Regions from separate parts of the Mus musculus genome. Here all the other regions are linked to region 1. The links are chromatin loops, found by intact Hi-C in ENCODE. Cell type or tissue: heart. All regions are shown on one strand. Each heading gives the region's core, and the rest is flanking DNA. Links, peaks and the distances in the headings are about the cores only.

Region 1 (5,177 bases), core at 952-3,451:
TGGATGTTAACCACTACCTTCCACACCCATACACACATCTGAGAGTGCACACAGGAATACGCACAAGCTAAACAGAACTCTGGGTCCATTGACAGAAATCACGGGCCAACAGTTGCTCATCTAAAGTGCACAATCTAGAAGTTTCTAGACTGTTGTGCAACAATCACTTCCATTAGACACCCCAACATGTGCACCCTGCCCACGGGCTACTTGAACTCACTTCCTACCCTGCCTTTCCTGGCAGGCCTCCCCACTGGCCACCGGTATTAAGTTCCTGTTGCTGTGGGTTTTATTTGTAGCTCGTAACTGGGTTTGACCCATTCACTTAGGTTTAATTAAAAAAAAATTTTTTTTTTGCTTTCTGTGGGTAACTAATATTCCCCTGTATGAACACCTCAAATTGGGTGGCTAGATTTTCTGATCATGTAGGCAAAGGTGCTACAAACATGACCGTATGTGCCTTTCTGTGTGGAATTATAGCTCAAGTTCTCTCTGGTATGTACCATGGAGTGGGCTTGAAGGGTCTCACAGTATTTCTGTGTCCGACATCCGAAGATGTCCCAAGCTCTTTTCCAAAGAATCTCATGGCTCATTCCAGCAGAGCCTGGCCAGACTCCCCCACCTGCCTGCCAATACCTGCTGCCATCTGTCCTTTGACCTGAACCCTCCTTGATACCACACTTTGGTGCCTTGCATCGGCTCGTCTCTCCTCTGGCTCACATATATCCTCCCCAAGCCTACGGAGGATGGGAGTGAATCATGGTGACTTCCCATCTGGGTCAGGGTTCAGATCCATGTGCCCATGTAAGTGGTATGTGGGACACTCCTGTAAACCCTGCTCTGGAGCGATAGAGACAGGAGGAGCCCTTGCTGGCCAGCCAGTGTAGCTGAATCAGCAAGCTTAGGCTTCCTTCGCTTAGAGATTCTCTTAACAATGTTGTGTTACATTATGCGTATAGGGGGCAGGTGCGGGTGCACACAGATGGAGCTGGTCAGAGGACAAGTTGAGGAAGTCAATTTTCCCTATGCGTCGCGTGCGTCCCAGGGATCAAACTCAGGTCATCATGCTTGGCAGCAAGCTCCTTTATCTGCTGAGCCACCTCAGCAGCCCAAAGGCGAGAAAAAGATAACTCATGTCCAGCATGGCCACCACACACACCTGCACGTGCACACTCAAGCATGAGCACACACAGAGAAGGCTATATGAAGGGTGGAGCAGGGGTCTGGCGAGGGCCAGGATGATCTAAAGAAGCCATCTGGCTGGCTTTGTCCCTGGAAGAGATGGCTGTGAGGTAAGGAAGGTGGTGACGGAGCCCCAGTGGGCCCCAGCGCAGGAACACTGAGGTAAAACACGCCTCTCTCGTTGCTGGATGGCAAGCAGAGAATCAGATACCTCCTTGACCCCACCGCCACACAGGGCACTTGTCTAACCTGCTGGCAGCTGACGCTCTTGGCCTCCAGGTGGACCTTCTTTTCGGTTCTTTTCCAAGAAGGACTCTGCCTGCAGGTGGGAACACACTCTACGGGCCATCTCAGAACCCCAGCCAGAACTTCATGGTGCCGAGCTGGATGCTGTTCTGAAATCTTTGCATGTGGTTCTGCGCGTGCGTGTCTTAGATCACAGCCAGCCCTTCCGTGTACACGCATGGTTTGCACTCAGCTGAGGAGCAAGGCTTGGCCCTGGAGGTGCCTTCCCCTCTCTTGTTGCATTACAATGCCCGTTACAGTTGAAAGGTCTTAGGCACCCCTCTGTTTGGAGGTCAAAATGTGGATTTACAAGCCAGGCATGGTGGCGCACACCTTTCAACCCAGCAATTGGGAGGAAGAAGCAGGTAGATCTCTATGAGTTCAAAGCCAGCCTCGGCTACATATTGAATTCCAGGGCAGCCAGAGCAACATAATAGTGAGACCCTTACATTTTTTTTTCTCTTTTAAAGCTAGCTACCTCTTACCCTTAACCCTGAGACCATGATTCCTAAGCCCCTGGAAGGCCATTAAACTGGAAGACATGAGTCCAGAAGGAGTCAAGTACCCTGGGCTACATGAGACACTATCTTAAGAAAATACAAATTTACATGTTTTAAAAACTATTTTTCACCTACGCAAAGATGAAAACAGTAGGTAATAATGGGGTGGGGAAACCTGAGGCACAAGGTTCTAATGCAGGGAGAAAGGGGGATTTGGCTGGCCTCCAGTCTCTGGCTTGGAATCCATCTGTGGTCTCCAGGCGACACCTGGTGGTAGCTCCATCTCCAGCCTGCAGTCGCAGTTCCCAATAGCACTGCCTAGCAGAAGCTAGCTCTGAGCTGGTCTGGGAGGGGCTCCTTTCAGAATCCAGGAGTTGGGGGCTTTTAAAAGTTCTGGAAGCTTTGGGGTCTGGTCCCTGTCACTGCACCTGTCTTAGGCATCTCAGTGGAGTTGTCTGGGGAGTCTGGGCACATGTCTGCTCACCCTTCAGTCCACACTGCATGATGGTGCTCGGCCCCACAGGCATGTCTAAGGAAACCTGACTGACCTGCTGTGGCATAATGCTTATGCCCCCTACCTCAATGCTCTGAGTGCATTCACTGTATACGGCATTCAAAAATACCTTGGAAGGGCTCATTGTCAAAATTCCCCAGCTTTGAAGAGCTATGATGGGACAGGTCTTTTTCCTTTCTTCTTCTTTGTGTGTGTGTGTGCAAGAATGTGTGTGGGTGTGCGTGCATTGTATGAGTATATTGTGTGACTATTTTGTGTGTATGTGAGCATATGCATTTGTGTGTGCTCATGTGCATGTGTGGGTATGTGTCTGTGTGCATTGTGTGTATATTTGTGCTTGTGTGCACTCCTATGCATGTATAAGTGTACATGCATGTGTGCACATATGTGTGTGTGCATGTGTATTCATATGTGCAAGTGTGTCCTTCTGTGTGCAAACATGTGTAAGGTGTATATGTATGCATGTGTACACACAGACACACACACACACATCTGTGGAGGGCAAATGTCCACAGCAGTGCCTCTCCTCAGGCTCCATCCTCCTTGTTACTTGAAGCAGGAGCTCTCACTAGCCTACTACAAGTAGGCTGGAATGGCTGGCCCACAGACCCCCAGGGGTCCAGTCTCCAATAGGCTGGAATGGCTGGCCAACAGACCCCGAGGGATTCAGTCTCCACCAATCTGGCTTTTTGCTTGGTTTCTGGGAATCAAACTTGATCCCCAATACAGTGTGGATGGACCCAGGGCCTCAGCCTCTTTAACATCATTCTTTATGCCTAAATCTACATGGACAAACATACACAGGGTGTCTCTTGACAGTTATAACTTGGGGATCAAGTAAATATTTCCAACCCTTAGGGCCACATCCCGGGCAGTCCCTTGGCTTGTACTTACAGTATACAAGACAAGATCAAGTCTTTTTTTAAAAACAAACAAGCAAACAAAAAACCCACCAGGGTCTCATGTAGCCCAAGATGACCTAGAGCTCACCGTGTAACTGAGGATGTCCTTGAACTTCGAATTCCAGCTGACATCCACACCCAGTTTTTGGAAGGCTGGGAATTGAACCTAGGGCCTCACAGGTATTACACAGTCAACTAAGCTACATCCCAAGACCCTCAAATGATTTTTTAAATAAAAACACGTGTGTGCGTGTGTCCCTGAACGTGTATGTGCATGCATGTATGCCTTTGTGTGTGTTTACGTACTGTCTGCATACATCTACGGAATATGCATGCAGTGACCACAGAGTCCAGAAGAGGGGGTCTGGAGCTGAAGTTACAGGTAGGTTTGAGCTGGAAAATGAATCCTGGCCTTCTATAAGGACTGCTAACACCCTTAATCACATCCCTCCAACCCTGTATGGTCTTTCAAAAGCTGCAAACTATGCCCCCCAACATACCCCGTGCTGGGCACAAGGGATACTCAAGGCCTTATCATCCAGGCCTGCGGTTTCAACATATATAAACATCTTATGCTCTGGGACTTCCACAAAGCTGGGGAGCTGGGTCTAGACTGGGATTTGGACAGGAAATGGTGAGTTATAACCTTGCAAGGATATGGAATTCTCTAAACATCCCTGTGACATTTCCCAGGCACACACACACATGCACTCTGGAGCCCCAGATGTTATTGGTATTTTTTAATTTTTTCCGTTTTAAATTTAGAACATATAGCAACCAAACAAGTCAAGGATGATGCTGTGGGAACACAGGACGTGATTTCCTGGGGCAGATGGGACACTGGGCTTTCTTGTTCCGTGGCCAGATGTGTACTCCTAGAGTGATGGAGGACAGACCCCTTTCCGGATGTCGTGAGGGCTATACACGTGTCCCCCTGGCCAATGTACATGTCCCCTGTGCCCGCTCTGCAGAAAGTTCCAGGACTCAGGCAGAAATGCCACCCTCGAGCCCCCCAAATTGAGCTCCACTCTTGAATTTTCAAGTGACGCATATAGCAGCATCCCTGACATTTCCGCAGAACACAAACCCCGGTGTTTTGCCAAATGTTAATGGGTTTCTGTGCCCTCCACTGGCTGCCTCTGTATTCAATGCGCAGTGCAGGGGCAGGGCCTGAAGACTGGAATTTTCCTCTGCCTGAGAGCCTGTTGTTCCTCTGCAGCGGCTCTGGCCTGGGGGCGCTCTATGAGTTGCTGAGAAAGCCTTCCACCACTTAATGTCCAGACCAGCAAGTTTACGGGAAATTATTAATCTCCCACTTTGGGAATTATTAGTTCTGGATGGAGACTCTTATTGTATAAGGTTTGCTGAGAATTTATGAGCCTCTCTGGAATCCGGGAGGGGATCGATTCTCAGAGAGTAAACATTTTAAGCAAATTAAGTGTTGGTGGTATAATAATACGAATAATGCCTGCCATTTTTCAAGTGTCTGCTTCGAGCCAGGCATTCCATCTCTCTGGTGGCAACAGGGGCAGGTTTTACTACCCCGAACGCGCCACATGAGGCAGCTGAGACCCCAAGAGCTGCCCCTGGTTGGTCTAATGCCACATATCTAGGGGCAGAGGGAGTCTCTAAAGCATGTGTAGCCGACCACAGAACTGCCCTCCTTCCTGCTCACCAAGGAGTTGCTGTGGTAGGCAATTCCCCTGGGCTGTTTCTTCTGCCAACAGGACTGGCTGTGCAGAAGGGCAAAACCTGCTGATGAGATGGGTAGAGGGGAGCCGAGGGTCTCAGGAG
Region 2 (5,177 bases), core at 1,428-3,927, 1.3 Mb after region 1:
GTACAGAAGCTGTACCAGCTGCTGGGGCTTAACCCTCCCCACTCGCGCCTTCTGTTTCTGGGAACTGATTCAGCATGGCTGGATCCTCCTAGTTTCCCATGAAGACATGTGTCACAAATTGTGACTTCATCTGGCCTCAACCCCAAACAACCGTATCATGAAATGGGGGTGAATATGGCTATCCCTCGGAAATGGGCCAGAGGCAGTGTTGACCCACAGTTGGATCAATCAAGCACGAGACATGGCCTCCTAAGCAGAATGGGCTCTGGATAGTCTTCTCTTCCCTGTCCTCCCCGATGCTCACCCCCCTTCTCCTGTCCTGGGCTTGGTATGCCTGTGTCCAGCTGCTATGTCTACATTCTGGTTGTGGTCCTCCCAGGCTCACCACCCGAGCCTTGCCTGAGTAAAGGCCTGTGGGAAATTTCACTCCGTGGTTTCTGTTTGGGGAGGGTTCTGTTCCTACCTAATTACTGTCCCAAGAAGAAATTACCTGGTACCAAGAATGGCAGAGTCTGTGGAAGTGGCCACCATGTGTCTGGGCTGGGATCTGGGTCCTAAGGAGGTTACAGCGTCTCCCTCCCATGCAAAGGAGCAATCCCAGAGGAGTAGCAACGTGTGATGAGGAGCACTCCTTCCTCCCTGGGAACCAGCACAGGGCAGCTGCACACACCATACCCACAGCCCCGTTAGGTTGCATGAAGCCTCAAGTCTGTGACAAGATCTTGGAAGACAGAGATCAGCCTTCATCATCTACCACCATCAGGTATGCTGAGCGCTGAGCAGACACGGGGCCCAGGGAGCAGTTGGACTGGTTGCCTCCAGAATCCTACAAAGGCAAGGCAGGGGCCTCACAGAGTGGAGCTGGGGAACAGTTAGCCCAGACTCCAAGACCTCTCTACTCAGGCCTGGGTCCCCTTAACTCTCAACCCCAGGGCTTCTTTTCCTTTCTGTCCACCTGGTTTGGTTTGGTTTGGTTTGGTTTTTTTTTTTTTTTTTTTAAATGTGTCTGTGTGAGGTTTGACCTTGCATGCATGTAGAGTCCAGTGTCTTCCTCAACGACTCTGTCTTTTTGTTTTGTTTGCTTTAGTTGTTGTTGTAGGGGTTTGGGGGTTGTTTGTTGTTGTATGTGTTTTCTGTGTGCGAGAGAAAAAGATTAAAAAAAAGAGAGAGAGAGAGAGAAAGAGAAAAGCAGGAAGGCAGACAAACACACAACCAGACAGCCTGACCGTGTAGCCCTAGCTGATCTGAAACTTGCAACATGGACCAAAGTAGCATCAAACTCACAACAGTCTGCTGATTTCTGCCCCTCGGGTACTGGGACTGACCCTAACCCTCACCCTAGGCTAGCTCATCAGTGAGCCTAGGCTAGCTCATCAGTGAGCCCCAGCAATCCTCCTGTCTCCACCACCCAGCACTGGAATTACAAGAATTTATCACTGTGTCTGGCTATTCCACCATCACTGGGAATCCAGTTTAATTCCCCTGCTCTTTGGAGTGCACACTACCAGCTGAGCTACCCCCCCCCTCCCACATACCCTAAGGGCATCTCATTAAAGCTAGCTCCTCAGAAACACTTCCCAGTACTCGGACCCTTCACAGTACTCCAGGAGTCACTTTCCGGTAAGTCAGGCAGGCTACGGTGACAGAGACATTTTTAATTGTCACCCTTAGCAGAGAGAGGTTAAGGGTCTTTGAGGCAACAGTGAACATCATCAGCCCATTTTACAGACTGGGGAGAGGTATGGTGACGTGCTCAGAAACACATCTGAAGAGAAACAGGCCCGGTTGAACTCTGACACAGAGGGCTGCTGGGTCCTGTCTGGAGTGTGCTCATCTTAGCAACCATGGGCTATCTACAGGACCAGAGGCAGCCCTGGAGTGGCCGACTCAGACCCTCAGAGGAAGAAAGTCTTTCCGTGCAGCTAACCAGTTCAGGCTGGATTTTCTTGGTTCTCTGAAGCAAATGGTTTGAGCAAACATTTAAAATCCACGGCCAGGGGACAACACCCCCCCCCCTTTGGCATTGATGTCAAGGGAATTTGTGGCAAACTCATGAAAGGCTTTTAGCCTGACAAACGTCACCTTTGTGGGGCACAAAAGATCAACATCTGAATTTCCATATATATATATATTTATTTAACATTTAATAACCCAACATCGTCAGCTCCTAGACGTTCTGATGGAGCCAGTTTCTTCTTTGTTCCTCTCCCGATGAGACTTGGCAGACTGACTCCAGATGCTGCCTCATCTGTTGCTGCCATGTCAAGGGTCACCTTCAAGATGCACAGGAGAAACCCCAGAACTCAGGAGGGCACCTCCGCAGTACCTCAGCCTGTTGCTCAAATGCAGAGTCAAAGACTACCAAGGTCACACTGGGCTTCTGTCAGGAGAGAGCCTCTCTGATGTGAACATTGTCTGTTGACTATCCTGCAGGAAGCCTTCCCAACAGCTGGCCTGTTGTACTGGTTTATTATCAGCCTGGAAGGAGAACAAAATGGCCTCGGTGGCTAGATGCTGTGGTGTGACACCTGCCCCCCAACCCCAACTTGGAGTTCTTCATCCATGAATCCCATGTAAGGGGGCTACAGCACTTCATTTGTAAAGCAGGGCTCATGGCTGGAGAGGCAGATAAAAAAAATCTGGGTTTTTTGTTTTTCTGGGGGCTTTTTCTGTCTCGGAAGGGTAAACAGAGCGCCCCCCTCTTCCCCCCATGTCTAAGCAGAGAGAGAACTGTGATCTCCACTCAGGCAAGGTAATAGGCCTCATCCGGTCTTTTATTTTTTTTCATCACTGTGAAAAACAAGCCCAGAACATTGAAAAAAAAAAAAAGGGCAGTTTGTTGCGCAGTAAAAAATAAAGAATCTAGCCTTTTCCATTAAAGTGTCTGCAGCAGGCAGCTTGTGAAAGCGCTCTAGTGCCATCTAGAGATGCTGCGCTGAAAGGATTCGAATGTTCCAGAACCTTCCAGTCCCGGTTTCCAAGGCAATCGCTCCCAGCCTGCAGTTTTCTCATCTCCTGGTTTCCAGCGCTTGGCATCTGCTCCCCTCTGAATTCCCGAGAGACCCAGCTGACCCCCATCGAGTGGGAAAGCTTTGCAGGGCCAGGAGCTGGCGCCTGAGCTGAGCTATAGTTTTTCCTCCCACCGCCCTGGGGCCTCCCTTGGGGGTGGGGGCCCCCTGCACCCCTGGCCTGGCTTCTTTGAGCTCTCCAAATGTCACTTAGCAACAATTAGGTAATTAGGGAGGTAGGTTTCCTGAAAATTAGTCCAGGATTTGAGGGTAAGGGGGCCAGGGGGAGATGCATTGTTTACCAAAGCTGTCTCTCCTCACCTCTGTTTTCCTTCCAGCTAATCAACCACCCTGAACCCTTTCTGCAGCCTCTGCCTGGGAACTTTCAAAGGCTCACAAGAGCTCTCACCCCCAGACCTGCCTTGCTGAGCCTTACTCAAAGGGCTCGGGTTTCAGCAGCCCCTATGTGCGTTCTGCCTCTGACACATGTTTCCATTTAATATGGGAGGAAGGGACCCTGGCTGGAGGGGCGAGGGGGAGGCGGGGTGGGGGGAGACTTCACCCTCCATCACCCGCAGCCCTGAGGCAGCCAGGGAGCCCACTCCTGAAACCAGTCCTCCCTTAAGAAAAGCACCCACTCTCACCTCCTATAGGGAGACAGTGTTTCTGGGTGCTTCTCTGGGCATGTGTTCCACAGTTAAGTAACACAGAAAGAACTGTTTATTAATTCAGAGTTATTAATGTTTTGTTCTGGACTACAGCATTTACATGGCAGTAGGTACCTCTGGGAAACATGGAGCAGAAGCTAAAGATACTTCTGAGGGTCGCCACAAGCCTGACTTCTGCTCACTATGGGTCCAAGATGCCCTGAACACCCCGCTGTATTCACAGAGCCCCACTAAAAACCCTTGAACAGCCAGTGGTGTTGGGCATGGACCAAAAAAACCAGACCCAGAGACTGGGAGTGTATACCAACGAATTCTCGCAAATAGACACAGGTATTGGTCTCTTCGTGGCACAGTTTGGAGAACTAGAGATGGAAGGGCTTGAACCATCACAAATTTGTTATTTTACTGCCAACGCCATCCCCTTTGCAGAGGTCGCAGTTCCTAGGAGCCAACTGTCTACAAGAGAGCGCCCCCTGGAGGCCTCAGGAAAAAATGTTTGCCTTTGCTTTTTTTTTTTCCCCAGCCTTTCCTAGCTTGCACCCTAGGCCCAGGGCACCACCCTCCATTTTCAAAGGCACTGGTGGGTGCAGCCTGTATAAATCAGAGTCCTGCAATTGCTGCCGCTCTAATAATAAGTCTTAGACCTTGTCACACCTGTCAAGGCCTTGTCATAGAGTTCACAGCTTTAAGATTTGGGCTTGGACTCCACCCACCCCGAGTCCATCCTGACTTTTCCAACGCATGATTAATTCCTTATTCTCAGAGTTTATGATTTGTAGAATAAAGCCTTTTTAAATAAAGGCTACACATAAATGTTAGTATTGTTTTGAAAAGTCCTATCAATGGATCACCAGAAAGGAAGGATGGGGACGGGCAGGGGGATAGGAATGGGGGGGGGCGGTATGTGCACAACAGAGCCTTTGGAGATCAGAAGTCAATATCTCAGGTGTCTTTCTTCATTGTTCACCTTATTTTTTAGACATTCTCTCACTGATCCTGGAGCTCAGCTTGGCTGGCTGGCCATCAAGCCCCAGGGGCGCTCCTATGCCCACCTCCTCACTGGGATCCCAGGTGCACATCACTGTAGCTACCTTTTCTTATGTGAGTGCAGGATCTTCATGCTCATGTGGCAGAAACTTTATTGACTGAGCCATGACCTATCTCCCCAGACCTAAAGCAAGTGCTTAAGTTGAGTATTCAAACCCACCTTAGAACAGGACGTGGCTATTGTACAGGTACAGAGGAGCCTCATGACCACCTTAGAAGGGGAGATGAGGATAATAAAGGGTGAAGGCTCCAGTTGTGGAGACTCTAGTGTTGAGGCAGGAAGGGTGGAAATCATGCTAACCTTTAGAGGTGTTTATCGTGACTTTTGAAGTCCCCAGCAGTAGTACACAAGTGGCCCTTCTGGATAGGGTTGTTGTGGCCACCCTATAGGCTCAGACGCTGAATGGCAATGACTGGAGATTCTGTCTTCTCTTTTCATCCAGGTACTGGGGGT
Region 3 (5,177 bases), core at 1,428-3,927, 380 kb before region 1:
TAAAGGTACCTCTTTGTCAGGCCTGACAACCAGAGGGCAGAGTGGTCACCCCTTTAATTCCAGCACTCAGGAGGCAGAGGAAGCTAGGATCTCTGAGTTCGAGGGCAGCTTGGTCTACAGAGTGAGTTCCAGGACAGCCAGGGCTACACAGAGAAAGCCTGTCTTGGGGGGTTGGGAGAGATGGACAACCTGAATAAACTAACTCCAAGTTGTTCTCTGGTCTCCAGATACTGTGGCATGTACACACACACACACACACACACACACACACACAGTGGGGTGGGTCTGGGCTGTAGAGTTGACCTAGAGTTTGAGGAAAGGAAGCACAGCAGGGTGCCAGCCCCATGGTGGTCTTGTGGCACAGACAGACCCCTGCTGGTAACCTCTGCAGGGGCAGGGACATGAGACAAAGCTCACTTCAAGGCTCACATCAGGCAGATCTCACAGCAGAGCAACTGCCCTTGCTCCACAGAGGGCTCTCAGAGGGACGTTGGGAACCCTCCTGGCCTGGCTCCTGGGCTAGTCCGGCCCTTTGCCCACCTGTTAGCCAAGTCCGAATTTTGAATCATCTGTTTAAAAATAGATCAAGGGTGCCACCTGGTGGCCGAAATCTCAGCCATGGACGCTCCGGACCAGACCTCTGTCCAGGTGTGTCAGTGTCCCAGGAGGGCGCAAAAGACATTCACGCACACTTCCCAGTTAGCACAGGTGATCCTCAGATGACACTGAAAGCCAAGGGACCCTAAGAAACCCAGGGGCTGGAGTTTCATGCCCAGTACCAGCCTTTCTTCCCACACTCTCCGATTTCCTTCCAGACTTTTCTCCACACACCCAGATACTTTCTAATGTAAAAAGTGATTCGCAGCCCACAGAGTCAGGAAACTGCTGGGCTCCCACGCACTTCAAGATGGGGTTTCTCCCTCTCTGTCAGCCGAGATTTCTCCTGGTGGGCTGAGAGTGCTTTCGAGATGCCACCAGACAGGGCGTGACCAGGAGCCAGGTGAGCTTCCCGACATCTTCTCCCCTTGTTCTCCCTCCACTGAGGAAGACTGGATGACCACAGACCTCACCAAGAGGACAGGGAGTGGGACAGGGGACAGATATCACACTACCGGGCTGCTTCTGTCCACAAAGGTGGCAACTCAGGACAGTCACTGTCCTTAGCTTGCCCCAGGGGCTCCCTAACTCGTGGTCCTGCCTGCTGGAGGTAGGCACGTAGTAGCCAGGACAGAGCAGATCCACCCATGGGGCACCTCAGCCCCAGGGTGGCGTCTGCTGTGCTTCCAATGGGCTGTGCTTCTCAGTGGAGGCTCCCTGGCCACCTGTCCTGTTCTCCCACTCAGAGGACTTCAGAGCACAGAGACCACATCCCCGTTGTTGTCTGGGAGACTGGAGCAACTTCACAGTCACCTGTCTGCTCTTGTCACTTGTGGACGAGGCGATATGGGACAGGAAGTGATTGTCTCATTGGATGGACCTACCCATCCAATGAGACTAACTGTAAAGGAGCTGCTGATACGGGGACCACGGCATCTCAACTGCTTACAGCCACTTCCGAGGACCCCCGGGGTTCATTTATGCTTTCCATTTTCCAGATGGGGAAACTGAGGCCTGGGGAGGGGAACAACAAATTGAGTTGCACGTTTGCTGAGTGTCCAAGGACCTTGTCAGTCACTTCCCACTTGGGAAAGCTCTGGTTGAGGGGCGGGGCTCTCTCTGGCCATGTGACTCATGGCTGGACGTGGCTAGGTCTGGTGTGTGACATGTGGTGTGTGACATGTTGTACTGGAGTAGTTCAGGGTGTCACAGCTCAGAGCACAAACTGACTGGAGGACATCAAGCACTCACCAGGGCCTCCTGAGTCCTGCTGGAGGGACCGTCCCACTCACACCAGGTGTGAGACGGTAAAGAGGGACGGCAGAGGAGGAAGGAGGCTCCCTGCTAGTCCTAGGTAAAGTTTAGTGATATGAGTGGTGACAGCAGATCATTCGAAGGATGAATATGGCCAGTCACCTGGCTAGACATTTTCTCACCTGGTCCTAAAAACAACCCCCAGAGGGAGGAAGGTGATGGCCCCATTTAACAGATTTGAAGACTGAGGCACAGAGACTAGGAGATAGGAAGGCCTAACCTCTGAAGCTGAGGTGTCCCGATATCTGTCCTCCGTGTACCTGGAATATTACTCATGCATATTTTCGGATAGCTTGAAGGATTGTGGGCTGGATGTGTGCCCTGGGACCCCACAGGCAAATCACCACTCTCGGTTGGGGTCCAAACTTCATCTTTGTCCCTCCCCCGCATCCCGGAGGTATTTCCACAGTACAAGGGGCTTTCTCCTACCCACAGGGGTCATGAATCCTTGCTCTTTGCAGGCTGTGTTACCTCTGGCCAGTAGTTCAACATCCCTGTGCTCTTGAGATAGACAGCTCTTCACACATAGGCACGGAGGGTGCACTGGTGCCTGTAGGAGTCGGATGGTGTCAGCAACTGCGGGATAAGCTGTGGGCTCCAGGAGGGAGCAAGCAGGTCTTGGGTGGGTGGGAGCTCTTCACAGACAAAGCACGTTGCGGGGTTGTCCCTGATAAGGGTGCAGGTCCTTGAACGTTGAGCGTTGGCGTCGGTTGGAGAGAGCCTGTGTAAGGAGGAACCTAGCTTGAAGTGTGTTTACAGTTTAGGGGTTGTGATGTAAAACTCCAGAAACTTAGCCACGCGGGCACAGCCCCGGGAGTCCTCCGCCCGGCCCACCCGAGACCCTCAAGTTCCCTGGCCAAGCTGACTGTGTGGTGCTCTGGCCAGACAGTACGTGACCAGCAGAGGGCGCTCGGCCCAAGGCTGTGAATCTGCAAGAGCCAGGACACCAGCGAGGTGGCCACTTCCCTGCCCAGCGCCTGAAGCCATCAAGAGTGGCCAGAGGAGTGGCACTGGAAACCGATTGTGTAGCAGGATAATTAGGGTCCCTCGGTGCCCTTGGTGTGTTCAGGTGCGGGAGAGCAGCTGAGACATCTCAGCTTTGGGGCTGGGGCTGGGGGAAGGATATAGCAACCCTTCCTACCATACAGCCCCGCCTGTGTCTTGTTCCCCCCTGCCCTGTCCCTGCCCTGGCTCTGGAATGACCGAGTGTCTGTCCTCACTCGCCCTTGAGTGAACTCTGTGAGGAAGGCATTGCCCTCACCTTTGTCCCACTTTACCAAAAGACCAGAGCAGGTGGACAGGGTCCCACTCAAGTCCCATCTGACTGCACAGCCTGGGCTCCAGCATCAATCTAACCTCATTCTTTCTTTTTCATGGTATTAGGAAGGTTGACAGAGCAACAGACAGACAACCACAGATCACTTCCTGTCTGGCACTGTTGGTGATCTGGACTAGGGAACTCGGCAAGGTCTGCCCGGTGGCTGAGGGACACTCTGAGATGAAGGCTGGGGATGTCCTTCCGCGGGGCTGGCTTCCCAGAGGCCACGGCTGTGTTACCTTCGCTGTAGAAACACAGTTTTTTCAGGAGTGTTAACAGTTAAGGGCTCTGAGGCAGGGGGTTATCCTCGAATTTGTTTTAGGAGGGTCAGAGCTGTTAAGAAGGCTACTGAGGTGGCTGGTGTGTAAACCTTCTCTCCAGAACCTCCCTCCTGACTCCTAGGCCAGCCACACCCTCGGATTTAGCTGCTGGGGGCGGGGGCATTGAAGCTGGAGGTAGGAGTAGCCAGGCCTGTGACTCCTCCCTCTGACACTCCTGTCTAGGCCTGTGACTCCTCCCTCTGACACTCCTGTTCCCTGAACTTTCCTCTAGTGATAGTGTCCCAGGCCAAAGGACTGGGGGACAGCAAGCGGGCCACCAAGACACTCTGGGGAGGAAGGTGACCACGGAAGAGGGTTGGGGGTGGAAATTAGGTTTAGGGGCCATAACCTGAGGTTGAGGCCTGCCCCTGTCCCTTCAGCAACTGTCTAGACTCTGAGCCTCACTTTACCTCCCTGGGCATGGAGGCTGCACTGGGCTGTGGGCCACAAGTGGGTGTCCAGGGAGCCTCGTATCCCAGCCTCTCATGGGAGGAAAATTGTTTTCAGGGAGTGCAAGACACGGGTTCCCTCCCTCCTCTACTGGACATTGGAGCCCTCCACTCTCCTCAAGATGGTCTGGTGGTGGGATGGCCAGGGGGAGGGCTCAGGCCTGGGTAGGGGGATGGCCAAGGGGTAAGGTTCAGGACTGGGTGGGGGGAGGGCTCAGATCTGGGTAGAGGGTGGCCAAGGGGGAGAGGAAAATCTGACCCCACCTCTCAGCAGTTCACTGTTCTTTTTTCTTTGTATTTAAGATAGTTATTTTAATATACTATATTCTGATCTGTTTCCCCTCTCTTGTCTGCCCCCTGCAACACACTCACTCCATGCCTCTTTTTTCTCTATCTTAAGAAAACAGACAGGCAAATAAAAAAGACAAACAAAAAAACAAATAAAACAAAAGACCATGAGAAACGCACATCACGGACGCATACACACACACACACACACACACACACACACACACACACACACACGCACCCATGAATGCACACATACATGCACATACACACCCATACGTGCACATGAACGCGTGCACAGACAGATGCATGCACACACGTGTGAGCACACACATTCCAATAAAAACACAAAATTGGAAACCATAATATAGAAGCAAAACTCTAGTAAGGTTTTTTTTTTTGAGTCCAAATAAAACAACACAAGATAATAATAATAATAATAATAAAGATATTTTCCAAAAATACCTTCAAATTTGTGCTGGCCATCTACCCCTGGGCATGGGGCGTGCCCTTCAGTGTGGTTTGTATATCTAGTGAGACTCCCTTGGAGAAAGTCATTTTTCCCTTGTGACAGGATGTCAGTTGGAGATAGCTTCTTGGTTAGGGATGGCAGATGGTGTCCATTGCCCCTTCTCAGCACTGGAACCCCATCTGGTTTGCACCCGTGCAGGTCCTGTGTGCAATGCCATGGTCTTTGTGAGTTCACATGTGCATGAGCAGTCCTGTGGTGCCTGGAGACATGGATTCCTTGGTGTCCTCCCTCCCCTGTGGCTCTTATAGTCTTATAGTCTGCCTCCTCTTCCCCAGAATCCCCGAACCCTGAAGGGAGGGAAATGATGGGGACACTCCATTTAGGACTAAGTCTTCCAGAGCGTTCACTCTCTGCACTTC

Evidence for each region. Peaks named below come from ENCODE experiments on the same cell type or tissue, not always from the same donor. Only the 100,000 strongest peaks of a DNase experiment are listed, where the experiment ranks them.
Region 2: it touches region 1 in a loop (4-fold over the local background); 2 of 42 quality-filtered maps call a loop at or near these places.
Region 3: a loop joins it to region 1, with 9 times the contacts of the local background. A loop is called at or near these places in 33 of 42 quality-filtered maps.

The regions. Positions count from the first base shown.
Region 1 is chr2:173,559,791-173,564,967 of GRCm38, forward strand. No RefSeq gene overlaps it. Among named protein-coding and RNA genes, the nearest start is that of Ankrd60, 16 kb to the right of the region's middle. In heart, for the core only: a CTCF peak has its summit at 2,248 (motif pointing left); no DNase peak of the experiment used is centred there; H3K27me3 peaks cover 667 bases.
Region 2 is chr2:174,855,679-174,860,855 of GRCm38, forward strand. It overlaps Gm14616 (predicted gene 14616), which reads left to right and starts at 226. Exons shown (of 4, transcript NR_166457.1): 1 at 226-763; 2 at 5,167-5,177. RefSeq lists an enhancer at 871-4,902. In heart, for the core only: a CTCF peak has its summit at 2,915; a DNase peak (open chromatin) is centred at 3,023; H3K4me3 peaks cover 414 bases; H3K27ac peaks cover 1,729 bases.
Region 3 is chr2:173,183,711-173,188,887 of GRCm38, forward strand. No RefSeq gene overlaps it. Among named protein-coding and RNA genes, the nearest start is that of Zbp1, 33 kb to the right of the region's middle. In heart, for the core only: no CTCF peak of the experiment used is centred there; a DNase peak (open chromatin) is centred at 2,821; H3K27me3 peaks cover 1,331 bases.